Regions from separate parts of the Mus musculus genome. Here region 2 is linked to region 1. Evidence: chromatin contacts called from ENCODE Hi-C data. All regions are on one chromosome and are shown on one strand. The core of a region is the stretch at or near the end of the contact, and the rest is flanking DNA. Distances in the headings are between cores, read along the strand shown.

Region 1 (5,793 bases), core at 1,782-4,281:
GCTTTGCAGTAGATGATACAGTAGACGTGAGGAATGAACACAAGTGTGACTGGAGAGACTGCGCAGTTGATAAAGCAAGAAGGCATACATTCTGTCCCCAGAACCCATGGGTGGTGGTGTTGTTGTTGTTGTTGGGTTTTTTTTAGTTTTTTTTGAGACAGGGTTTCTCTGTATAGCCCTGGCTGTCCTGGAACTCACTTTGTAGACCAGGCTGGCCTCGAACTCAGAAATCCGCCTGCCTCTGCCTCCCAAGTGCTGGGATTAAAGGCATGTGCCACCATGCCCAGCTGAACCCATGTTTTTAAAAAGTACTGTGACTGTAACCCCAGAGCTGGGGAACCAGCAACAGGCTCGCTCTGGGACCCTTGGGGGATTGCTGGTCAGCATGCTCAGCAGGCTGCAGGCCAGGAAGAGACCACATTTTTTAAAAACAAGGTGAAAGGCTCTGAGGAATGACACTCGAGGCTGACCTCTGACTCATAGTTAAACTCATCCCCGTGCATGCACACATACATACACAAGTAAAGAAATGCATACATAAATAACAAAAGAGTGATTCCGTCATTCTGATGGGAATATTGAGGCACAAGCTGTCCCTGTTCAGTAGGCAAGCAATACTGTACTCTAGACATGTCGTCTCAGGTGCCTTTCCCCGTGTCAGCACCCTGCCTGGTGTGCTCCGGCTGTTTCCCGTGTTGATGCTTGTCAGGTGTTTGAATGACCTGTCCCACATTCATGAATGCTTTTCGACACTTCTCAGGATATGCGCACATGGTTATTTGTGTGTACTTTACAAATGAGGCTGACAATGACAATGCCTTGAGCCAGGATAGAGAAGGGATTGACGTCTTTAAATGCTGGACTGACACCATTTATTTAAAAAACAACAACAACAAACAAAAACCACCTTAGAGAATCATTTCTCAACAACGCTCTTATTTCCACTCCCTTGGGTCCTGCGGAGCAAGTTCAATGTGTAACGCAGAATCTTCCAGATGAAGTGGCTTAAACTCAGGGTGAAGCTGGGGTGCAGCCTGGGAACCCAGCTCCCTGGCAGGAGTGTCAGGAATACAAAGTCATCTATTGTGGGAGATATAGTAAATTTGAGACCAGCCTGGACTACTTGCGACCCTATCTCAAACACATACACACACACACTCACATGCACACACTCACTCACTCACATGTACCCGCAACACAAACTCACACCAGAATGGCCTGGAAGGAGCTGACAGCCTGTGGACTGTGAAGCCCTAGAACAGGAATTGGGAACCATCAAGTCCTTTGCTTCCTCCCTCCTGCCTGTCTCTCCTTCTCCACTTTCCATCTCTGTGTATAGTGTGCTTCCGCATAGGGAATACCTAGGCACACTTGCAGCCAGTTTAACAGCCTAAAAACAAAACCAAACAAAAAACAGGGGGAACTTTTCTACCTCAAAATCTATGAACCCCAGGCAAAGGCTCTGATTGGCCCAGGGTATATTAAATGCCTTCCACCAAGCTTATATAAGTGAGGCTGCAGGCTAGATCCTTGAACCTGAGGAGCAAGTCCTAAGATAGGAAGCTTCCCCGGAACGAGAAGGGGTGGATCTGGTCACCTAAGAGACTGGATGGAGATAGAACAGTACAAGGAAGAGCAAGTGGAACCCCGGGGCGGACAGTCGAGCACCCGAGGGCTCTTCTGCAGCCCTTGGTTGGATGGAGACTGTGTTCACGTGCCCGTTTTAAAGCAGAAACTTGTATCTTACCCCACTTACTGTAATGGTGGGGGCTGGGAAACGACTTCAGCATGGTGCTGTGTATGAAGCCAGTGTTTCCACTGGCTTGTGTCTGGCATGGTGGAGGTTGGGTAGAGAAGGAGGTGCACCAGAGAATGTAGACACAGGTGTGAACTGCCTCGCTGCCCTAAGAGGGGCTCTGTGAGAGGCAGCTGAGAACAGCGCCACAAGGTTAATGGGAAAGTCGTCTTGATGGGCAAACTCCTTGTCAAGAATGCCTTGGGAACAGGGGTTCAGGCTTCTCAACCCACAGAAAAGAAAGTTTCAAGAGGCTGGCGACAAAGGCTCAGCTAGCCAGCCCCGCTCTTCTCTGTTTACCTGTGTGTGTATCCTTAGCCCAAATGTGCCTTCGAGCCCAGCATTTTCATACATCTCTTCTCTGAAGCCCTTTTTCTGACAGGGAATTGACAAAGGACTCAGTTTGAATATATTGAGATCAATTGAAAAAGAGGCAATTTGAAGAACAGAAAATTGGAGACTGGAAATGTAGCTCAGTTTACCGAGCATTGGCCTAGCGTGCACAAGACTGTGCGTTCCGTCCCCAGTGAAGAACATTTGATGTCAAAAAAAAAAAAAAAAAAAAAAAAAAAAAAAAGGCATAGATGGGGGAGGGAGGAATTCTTGGGGAGTCCAAGACATCATCAGTCAGCTATCTGCCGAGCCTCACTATGTGCTAGCTAAAAGGGTTTAGATTTATAAAGAAAATAGATGCCTAAAAGTAATGTTCCATACAGCCCTCGGAGTAATGCGGTTAAGGGACAAGTGAGGCTGACATGGGAGCAAGAAAAAGCTCCCAAATTAACACCTAGAAGCAGGTCTAAACGCCACCTAGATTGGAAACAGTCTATGCAGAAGCCTAAAGGCAAAAAGCTGTATGCTGTAGCTGAAGACCCTCCAGAGAAAGGCAGGCAGGAGGTGTGTGTGTGCCAAGAAGCAAAGCCATGCAAGAGAGCAGAGGAGATGGGATCTGGACCAGTTCTCCTGGATAGCGTACGCACATCAGCCTGGTACCTGTCTCATCTGATGCTGGCTCTGAAGGGGGCTCCAGGCAGGCTAGTGAGCTGCCTCATTCTCTCTGCATTCTTTTGTGACATCAGAGTTTGCAGGACAGAAGTTCTGTGGCGCTCCCTCATCTTAGAAACCCTGTGGGAGGGCCCCTGCGTCACACCTGGCGTTTATGGGTCAGAAACATTTGGAATCTCCCTTTCTAGCGGAATTCTGCACATGTCCCCCACCAGAGCAGGTGATCGGACACACAGATCTGATGTCATCCCCAGGAGAAAAGCTTGTGAGCTCACCTAAAGAAAGGGGGATCTTAGAACTCACATGCCGAGAGCTGTCAGATAATACCGGCTAGAGATCAAGCCGCGGCAGCTGCCTTCCACAGCTGCCGCCTTGCAGCTGCCTCTCAAGCAGTTAGTGGGGCTAAAAATAACCAAGAGCTAACTCGCAGCAAGCTACCAAGCCTTAGAAAGAAGTGTGGGGAAGGAGATTGCGGGTGGCAGTCTGGGCCCTCAGAGTGGATGTCAGAGGAATACCCACCCGGTGGCCCAGGCGGCATCAAAGGCCTTCAGAGTCCATGTGTCTGTGTAGATCAAACCTCCTGCTGCCACTTCACAACTGGTAGCCCAGGCTGTTGCCTACTGACTGCTTCCGGTTTCTAATCTCAGCTGTAACCCAAGTTGTGTTGATGCCTCGGGAAACAGAAGTAACGAAGTAGGAATGAACAGTTTCCTGTTTGTACCCTAAACTTGAACCGGTGGCCTGAGCAGCAAGTGTGCAGGGGCCCGGATACTCAACAGAGGTGTGTGTGTGACTCTCTTTTTAATTGTGAAACTAAACTGGGACTTTCTCACCAGCAAAGCAAAAAAAAAAAAAAAAAAAAAAAAAAAAAAAAAAAAACCCTGAGGTGACATCAAAAGGAAACACGGTCCATCAAAATCAGAAACGGGGGTGGTTATAGCGTGGGAAACTACACAGATAAATATGCTCATTTAGCATCGGAGAGAATAGATGTGCTTTCCTGAGCATATGAAGCCATTGATGCTTTTTTGTAAGAAAAACGAATTGACCCCTGGTTGTCGCAGCTCTGTGGTCATCAGCACAGCGATCACAGGGTGTGCTCGTGAGGCTGTTGTGGCTCTCCAGCCATGGTGCTGAGCGTACTCTGTCCTGGATCGTTCAGTTTGGATCTCCCCTAGATTCCCATTCATGGCCCAGGACAGAGGCAAGCAGAGGTTAGGAAATTTGCCCTGTTGATCCCGACTTGTCCAGGGCCAGAAAAGACTGCCCCCCCAGCCATTTTTCCCTCCCACAGGATGGCCCTGAAGGTCTAGTTGGTCATGAGACTGACAGGAGTGACTCCTGACAGACCTGTGGGTTTCCTGTGGACTCTTGCTGTGGCTCTCGTGTACTCCCATTAGAGGTGCTGATCTGTGCTGCCTCCCTTTCTCCTATGAGTGAATTGAGTGGGCGGGCAGATGGGTGGGTGGGTGAGTGAGTGAGTTGGGTTGGTAAGTGGGTGAGGGTGGGTAGGTGAGTTGGGTGCGTGGGTGGGTGCGTGGGTGAGTGAGTGAACTTGGGTGAGTGGATGGTTTGGCTGAATGAGTGAGTTGGGTTGGTAAGTGGGTGAGTCGGGTGGGTGGGTGAGTTGGGTGGGTAGGAGAGTGGGTGAGTCGATGAACGAGTGGGTGGGAATCTTGGGTGTGCCATACAAGTGTCACTCTGCCACTAACCACCTATGTGGTTTGAGGGCATTTTGTTGGCTTGGTTGGGTGGGTGAGTTTTTTCTCCTTTCCTGGTTTATTTTGGCAGGGTCTCCTCTGTAACATAGGCTAACCTTGAACTCCTCATCCTACCTGCCTCCATTTCCCTAGTACTGGGACCGCAGGCTTGCACCACTCCAGCCAGCTCAAGGCATAGTATCTCTGAAATAAAGCCGTTCGATTATAACCAAGGTCCCTCCTGTGCTAAGTACCTGTTTTTCCTTTCCTTCCTCCCTGGCTCTTCCTGGTCTTTCATTATGTACAGTGGGCACACAGTGCTGCTAAGTGGCTGAGGGCGCATCTCAGATAGTAAGGAGACCAGCAATCACTGGGATGTGGGCATGGAACACACAGCAATCTGGCTCTTCCACAAGGAAACCAGAAATATATTTTGGCTCTGGCACCTCCCTAGCCCTGTTCTCAACTGCCTTGTCCATCCTCACACTGCTTTTAAGTTTCATAAACTCCGCCCGCACCGAGCCATGCTGACCTTCTCCCTACTCCTCCCACCATGTCCTCCCTCTGCCCTGCATCTCCCTCAACACTCTGCTGTCTGTTTAGGAGGCAGCAGATCTCATCTGTCAAGAGTGCTGACCACGTGTACCGTAATAATGCTCATTAAGTCAGCATCCAGCATCTAAGAAGGTCTGGTTCAGTGCCCAGCACCCACATGGTGGCTCACAAACATCGGTAACTCCAGGTCCAGGGGATCTGATGCCCTCTTCTGGCCTCCACAGGTACCAGGTGTTGCTGTGGTATGCACACCTACATGCAGACAAACACTCATACACACAAACTAAAAAATAATAACAATAAAGTAAAAAGCACAAACTGATTTTCTCTCTTAATAGCTCATTTCTTTGCATCTCTGTACTATGGAGGGGATTTTTGGTTACTCATTTCCAAAGAGACATCAGTATCAAATTGTTGCATAAGTAGTTGTTAAACAATATGTCATATTTATTCATTTATTTGGTGTGTTGTGTACATGTAATTTTATCTGGGAGAAGTGGGGAAGAAGGCCTTCAGAACACTGCAGTAGTTTAGAGCAAAGTTCTTTCATTGCTCAAAAACCTCTAACTCAAACATGGTGGTTTCTACTCAACATTGGAGCCAAAATTAGATTGTAGCAGTAGGGCAGGCATAGGGACAGTGGATGCGGTGATAATCCATGTAGAGTTTGTAGTGTTGTTGTTTTTAGTGAGCTATTATGTAATCACAGAACATAAAGTATTTGAATCCTCAGGGGAG
Region 2 (5,793 bases), core at 2,051-4,550, 270 kb before region 1:
GGTCCTCATCCAGGTTTTAGCCCGTAACTGGCCCAGTGCCTTGGCATCTTTGTGCTTCATACCCTTGGCATTTTTGACGGGTACTGATCAACACTTTTGCAGGCTACTCTTTGTTCTGGGTTTGCTCCACGTTTCTTCACAAACACATGTATTTTTCTTAGCAGGTAAGTGGTATTGTGTCTTTTTCAGGTGATCAATCAATCAGAAAGTTCATACTGTCAGCACATCTTACTGTTGGTGATGTAAATTCTTATTTGCTAATACATCTTAAACCAGAACGCAACGTGCATAGCCAAATGTCTCTCTCTCTCTCTCTCTCTCTCTCTCTCTCTCTCTCTCTCTCTCTCTCTCTCTGTGTGTGTGTGTGTGTTTCTCTCTCTCTCTCTGTGTTTCTCTCTCTCTCTCTTTTGAGACAGGGTTTTTCTGTGTAGCCCTGGTTGTCCTGGAACTCACTCTGTAGACCAGGCTGGCCTCGAACTCAGAAATCCACCTGCCTCTGCCTCCCAAGTGCTGGGATTAAAGGCGTGTGCCACCACGCCCGGCTCAAATGTGTTTCCCTTCTTGTTTTGTCATGAAAGAGATTCATAGAGAGCTAAACTGCTGTGGCTTAGCCTGCAGGAGCATAGTCCTCAACACTTAGCTGCCCACACCATCTGGGCTTTGTGTGAGCATTGATCAATAAGGTTGCAGCTGGGCACTACAATGCTGGATAGAAAACTGTACAAGTAATAAATTACTTCTGAACGCATGAATCAGAATTCTCTCTATGTTTGTACAACCCAATGACATTTAAAAAAATGACATCAGAATCTAAAGGGTGACCTCAATTAACAGTGGACTTTGCTGGATAGCTCCAAGTTCATCAGAAGAAACTCACTGGTCTCGATGCCTGACTTTATTCTAATCTGGATGTATACAAGAATTTACAGAATATCTTTGCACAGATTGTACACATATTCCAGACTTGAGCCTCCCATACATGGCAATGACTACTATAAAGTTCTCCAAATTTAGCCATTTGGAAATCACAAATCACCCTGCTGTGCCTCCCATTCTCTGATGTTCTTGTGATCTGTAGATTTTCATGTCTCTTTTCTTAGTGCCTAGAATTTTGTTCTGATTGTCAAGACCTCAGGATTCAGGACACACACACACACACACACACACACACACACACACACACACACATATACTAGGCATACCTACATATCCATTTACCGATAGAACTTGGGGTCTGCTTCCTAGGGCACAGACTTTGAGACCTACTTCTTTCCCTTTACAAACTCAGTTCTGCCTACATGGAGATACACTGATCAGAAGAGTGTAGGAATGCAGAACCAGTTTATATAAGCGTCTTCTTAGCCACCAGTCTGCTCTCACAAATGACACAGGCATAGGACAGTCCTATCTTGGAAGTATCTATCCCAGAGTTCTTTCTCTACAAACAATCACCATGAAATCCAAGAATCCTCCTCAGAAAGAAAGCTACACACAGGAGCCAAACTGCAGGCCAACCTGCTGTGCCGTGCCAAGGATCAGGGTGGCTTTCTGAAGGCAGAGGTGCTGCAGGAAAGCGATCAGGGTGCTGTCCCCTCTCTTGGCAAGTGTGGCTTGTTGGCAGCTAAAACATGCCAAGGTCCTTCAGCCTAGTTTACTCATCTCAAATTCAGCCACAGAGCTGAAGTCCAGCCAGGGCTTGGATGCTCTTGATTTCCTAATAGATTCTGCACAGAACATGGTCCTAACAGACACAGGCCCAAATATGTGCAGGTACTAGACAATGCCCCTTACAATGTATATCCATCAGGAAAATATAGTCTATATTTGGAAAAAAAGTTTTTTAAAAAAAAATTTATTTATTTATTTTATGTATGTGAGTACACTGTAGCTGTACAGATGGTTGTGAACCTTCATGTGGTTGTTGGGAATTGAATTTTTAGGACTTCTGCTCGCTCCAGTCAACACTGCTCACTCTGGTAGGCCTCACTTGCTCAGTCCCTGCTCTCTCCAGCCCAAAGATTCATTCATTATTATTCATAAGTACACTATAGCTGATTTCAGATGCACCAGAAGAGGGTGTCAGATCTCATTATGGGTGGTTGTGAGCCACCACGTTGTTGCTGGGATTTGAACTCAGGACCTTGGGAAGAGTAGTCAGTGCTCTTACCCGCTGAGCCATCTCACCAGCCCCTGAAAGAAAAGTTTAAAAAAAAAATATTTATTCACCTTTATTTTATGTGACTGTGTGAGTCCCTGCATGTATATATGTTCCTGCCTGGTACCCTCAGAGGTATGAAGAGGGTGTCTCATCTCCTTGAACTGGAGTTACAGGCAAAGCTATTGTTGTGGATGCTGGGAAATTAACTCTGGTCCTCTGTAAGAACAGCAAGTGCTTTTAGCCACTGAGCCATCTCTCCAGCAACACCCCTCCCCCCAACAAAAACCATTTTAAGAACACCCAGTGTGTCTTGAAATTGGAGATCATAACTCATTACAATCTATGGAACTAATTTCATGGATTTCTTATTTATAATACAAACTACTACTATAAGCTTCTTGGAATGTGTAGAGAGTGGAGGTGGGGGATATAAAAAAAAAGTTTAGGACATGGTCCTCTATGCTAGAAGCTGCAATCATCCCGAGGAGATGATTCATACATTTTTTAAAAAATTACTAGTATAAGGTACTAGTCTGATGACATGCTCACATGAGTGGAAAAAAATGGACCACTGGAAATGAAGAGTAAGCCATGTGGCTGAATGCTGGGGTTCGTAAATCAGATGACCTCCACGAAGTCGCAGCTCCTCCACTTCCTAGCAGTGTGACAAGTTACTTAAGTTTGCTAAAGCACTTAGAACAGCTCTAAACATTTCGGTGACCTGGAAGTATTCTCTACCATTGCCATAACTATTCAGCCACCATTTCAAGGATGGATGGCACATGAGCACAGAAGAATGTGAGGGAATCATAATGGATAATTCGCGCCAAAGCCGCTCAAGTTATAAGTTTGTAAATTTGTAAGTTTGTTGGCATCTACTAGGCAGGGGTTGAAGAAGGCAACAAGGCCTATTCTACCCAGAGTCAGGTCCACACGGCTCCCCGCCACGCTAGATGCCCGTGCCTGTCTTTAGGGGGCGCTGCCGCTTAGCCGCCGCGGCTGGCCCAGAGCGCGTCCCCGCCCCACGCGTGCGCGCCGCCCAGGTGAGGAGGCGGCTGGGCCGGGGTTGGGCGGGCTCATCGGCGGGGCGGAGCCCGAGCGGCCGGGGCGGGGCGGGGCGGGGCCCAGCGGGACCCAGGCTAGAGGCGGGACCAGCCGCCGCCGTCTCCGTCTCGCCACCACGGCCCCCACACAACCCGCAGCCACCGCGGGAGGAGCGGAAGCCGCCGGCCTCGCCCGTTCAGAGCCGCGCCGGCTGGAGCTCTGAGGAGTGGCGGCCGTCTCTCTCGCTCTCTCTCTCTCTCCGGCCCGACCCCGCCCAAAGGTGCCGAGCACCCCCGCCCCAACCCGAGCGCTCCCACCTGAGCCGGCGCCATGGCGGAGCAGGAGAGCCTTGAGTTCGGCAAGGCGGACTTCGTGCTGATGGACACCGTCTCCATGCCCGAGTTCATGGCCAACCTTAGGCTCAGGTGAGCGCGTCTCGACAGCCATGCCGGGGTTTCCCGAGAGGGGGCGCTGCTGAGGATTCGGGGTGACCGGGGCGAGCAGCTCCCGCGAGTGAGTGCGGCGGGGTGACAGGGGGTCCGCGGCGCTGGGTGGTCACGCCTCCCAGAGAGAGGACTCTTCCTTGGTGCGGCCTTGGGACTCCAGGGTGTGATGAGGTCTAGGACTGCACTTTAGGGGTCTGGGGTCGTCCCTGTGTGGTGTCTTGATTAGGGGCATGCTGGGCTTGAGGTCGCTTAGGGGTGCACCAGCCCGCCCTGAGCCAGGTAAATGATGTGGGCGGGACCGGGTGACTTAATGGAACAAAAGTAAGGGAAAAGAAAAACTTAGGAGCGGCGTGATGGCCCTGGCAGCCCCAGGAAAACTGGAAGGTTGTTTTAAAAGAGCCTGGCATCTATCTCCTGCTTTCACGCTCGATTTTCTTTTCTCGTTTCTTTCCTTCCTCTTCTTCTTCTTCTTTTTTTTTTCTCTTTTCTTTCTTTCTGGCGTGGTTCCATCCTACCATTCAGGATGCTATGGAGTGAACCCTAAGCTGTCTGTTCCGGGACACGGGCTATTTTTTAGTTACTCATTCGACGTAATTAGACCCGTTTCCAGACATCGAAGAGACTGCTGTACTTGCCAGTGCCAAGATAAACTGTCTGAATTTGACAAGGCGTCCATGGTTTCAGTTTTTTCAAGGAGTTATGTATGGATGGAGCCTTTGTGTTACTGACATCTTTGAGAATTTAGTTACAACACAATGCCCCAAAATGGGCTTCCAAGAGGAACTTATTTTAGAAAGTCTTCTATACGTAATTATTTCATTTTCAAACAGTAATATGTAATCTGAGTATTAAAGTGTTTTGACTTTAAAAAAAAACTGAAACGGAGTTTCAGCTTGAAGCGTGTGCTTACTTGTTTATTTGTTTGTTTGTGTTTTCCCGGAAGCTTTGCTCTGTCTGTTACTTGTAAACTTTATAGCCAAATATCACTTTTTAAACTTAAACCTGAAAATCATAATTAGGTTTGGATATTTACCTCAATTTTACTGTCAACTACAATTCTGTAATTTTTAAAAAAACCTGTTTTAATTTTTAAATTAACAAAACAAATAATTTCATATGTTCTGTTCTGCAATATGGCTAGGGTGAACTTGAACTTTTGCTCCACCTACCTTTACTTCCTGCTGGGAGTACAGGTATGCACTGCTGCACTTGATTTCTGTAGTGCTAGGCATCAAACCCAGGGCTTGGCGCATTAGGCAATCACGCTATCAACTAACAAACAGGGCTGCATCATCAGCCCTCATCTGTTCTGCGTCAGGCTTCCTTGTGTCTGGAGCAGGAACACTGGCCTGCAAACTACACATGCCTGCCATAAACTGGCCTTGTCTGTGGCCCTCCGTTTCCAGGAGTTTTCAGTGCTTGTATTCTAGGACTCCCCGGGTTTCCTAGGGTAGTGCTCTCAAGATACACAGAGTATTCCTAAATAGAATGTTGCGGAGTTATATGTAGTCCCCCAGTGTCCCCAGAAAGTCTATCCCAAGAGTCCCCGTGAATTCTAGAATCTGAGGATACTCACCTATCATCCCACCTACTTCTCAGGGTGTGTGTGCGTGTGTGTGATGCCGGGAAATGAGTTTGAGGTCAGTCTGGAGAGTTTTTCAAGGCTCTCTTTTAAAAATTACAATCAGAGGATTCCTGAGTTGTATAAACTGACATAGCAGAATACTAGCCCCTTCATATATGTGGGTCATGGATTCCAAGAAACCCCCTAGTGGATAAACTGTATATGCTGTGTTTTTCCCTTTAACTACATACCTGGTGATGAAAAATGACTCATATAAAACAGAACTATTATGACAGTAAGAAAAGTTAGATGGAATTTCTTGCAGTTTCTCTTTGTGCCATATTCACCTTCATTGATACTTCATCTGAAATTGCAGAGAATGAAGTTTTGGATAAGGGAGTCTTATTTGCATATAGCCTGTATACACATACCATCATATATACATATGTATATATGTATATATAGTCCTTCTCAGTCTTGGAGACTGAACTCTTGTTCAATCTTTTTGTGTGCTCTATCACTGAGCTGCCTCTCTAGCCCCTCTTGTGTATGTTAAATCATTGTATTGTGTTACTAATAAT

Evidence for each region. A loop is a pair of places that touch in the nucleus more often than their neighbours do.
Region 2: a loop to region 1 is called in a map of T-helper 2 cell, with 2.4 times the contacts of the local background. The contact joins the promoter of Myo1d here to the promoter of C030013C21Rik in region 1. A Hi-C loop is called at or near these places in 3 of 37 maps with a recorded cell type or tissue (T-helper 1 cell, T-helper 17 cell and T-helper 2 cell).

What each region holds. Positions count from the first base shown.
Region 1 is chr11:80,506,344-80,512,136 of GRCm38, reverse strand. C030013C21Rik (RIKEN cDNA C030013C21 gene) reads left to right here and starts at 3,031. Exons shown (of 3, transcript NR_126552.1): 1 at 3,031-3,581; 2 at 4,095-4,202; 3 at 4,592-4,727. All of the region lies in intron 21 of Myo1d (myosin ID), which reads left to right. It overlaps Gm31109 (a long non-coding RNA gene), which reads right to left and starts at 2,860. Exons shown (of 2, transcript XR_003949722.1): 1 at 2,776-2,860; 2 at 856-1,080.
Region 2 is chr11:80,777,532-80,783,324 of GRCm38, reverse strand. It overlaps Myo1d (myosin ID), which reads left to right and starts at 3,300. Exons shown (of 22, transcript NM_177390.3): 1 at 3,300-3,627. The coding sequence starts at 3,533.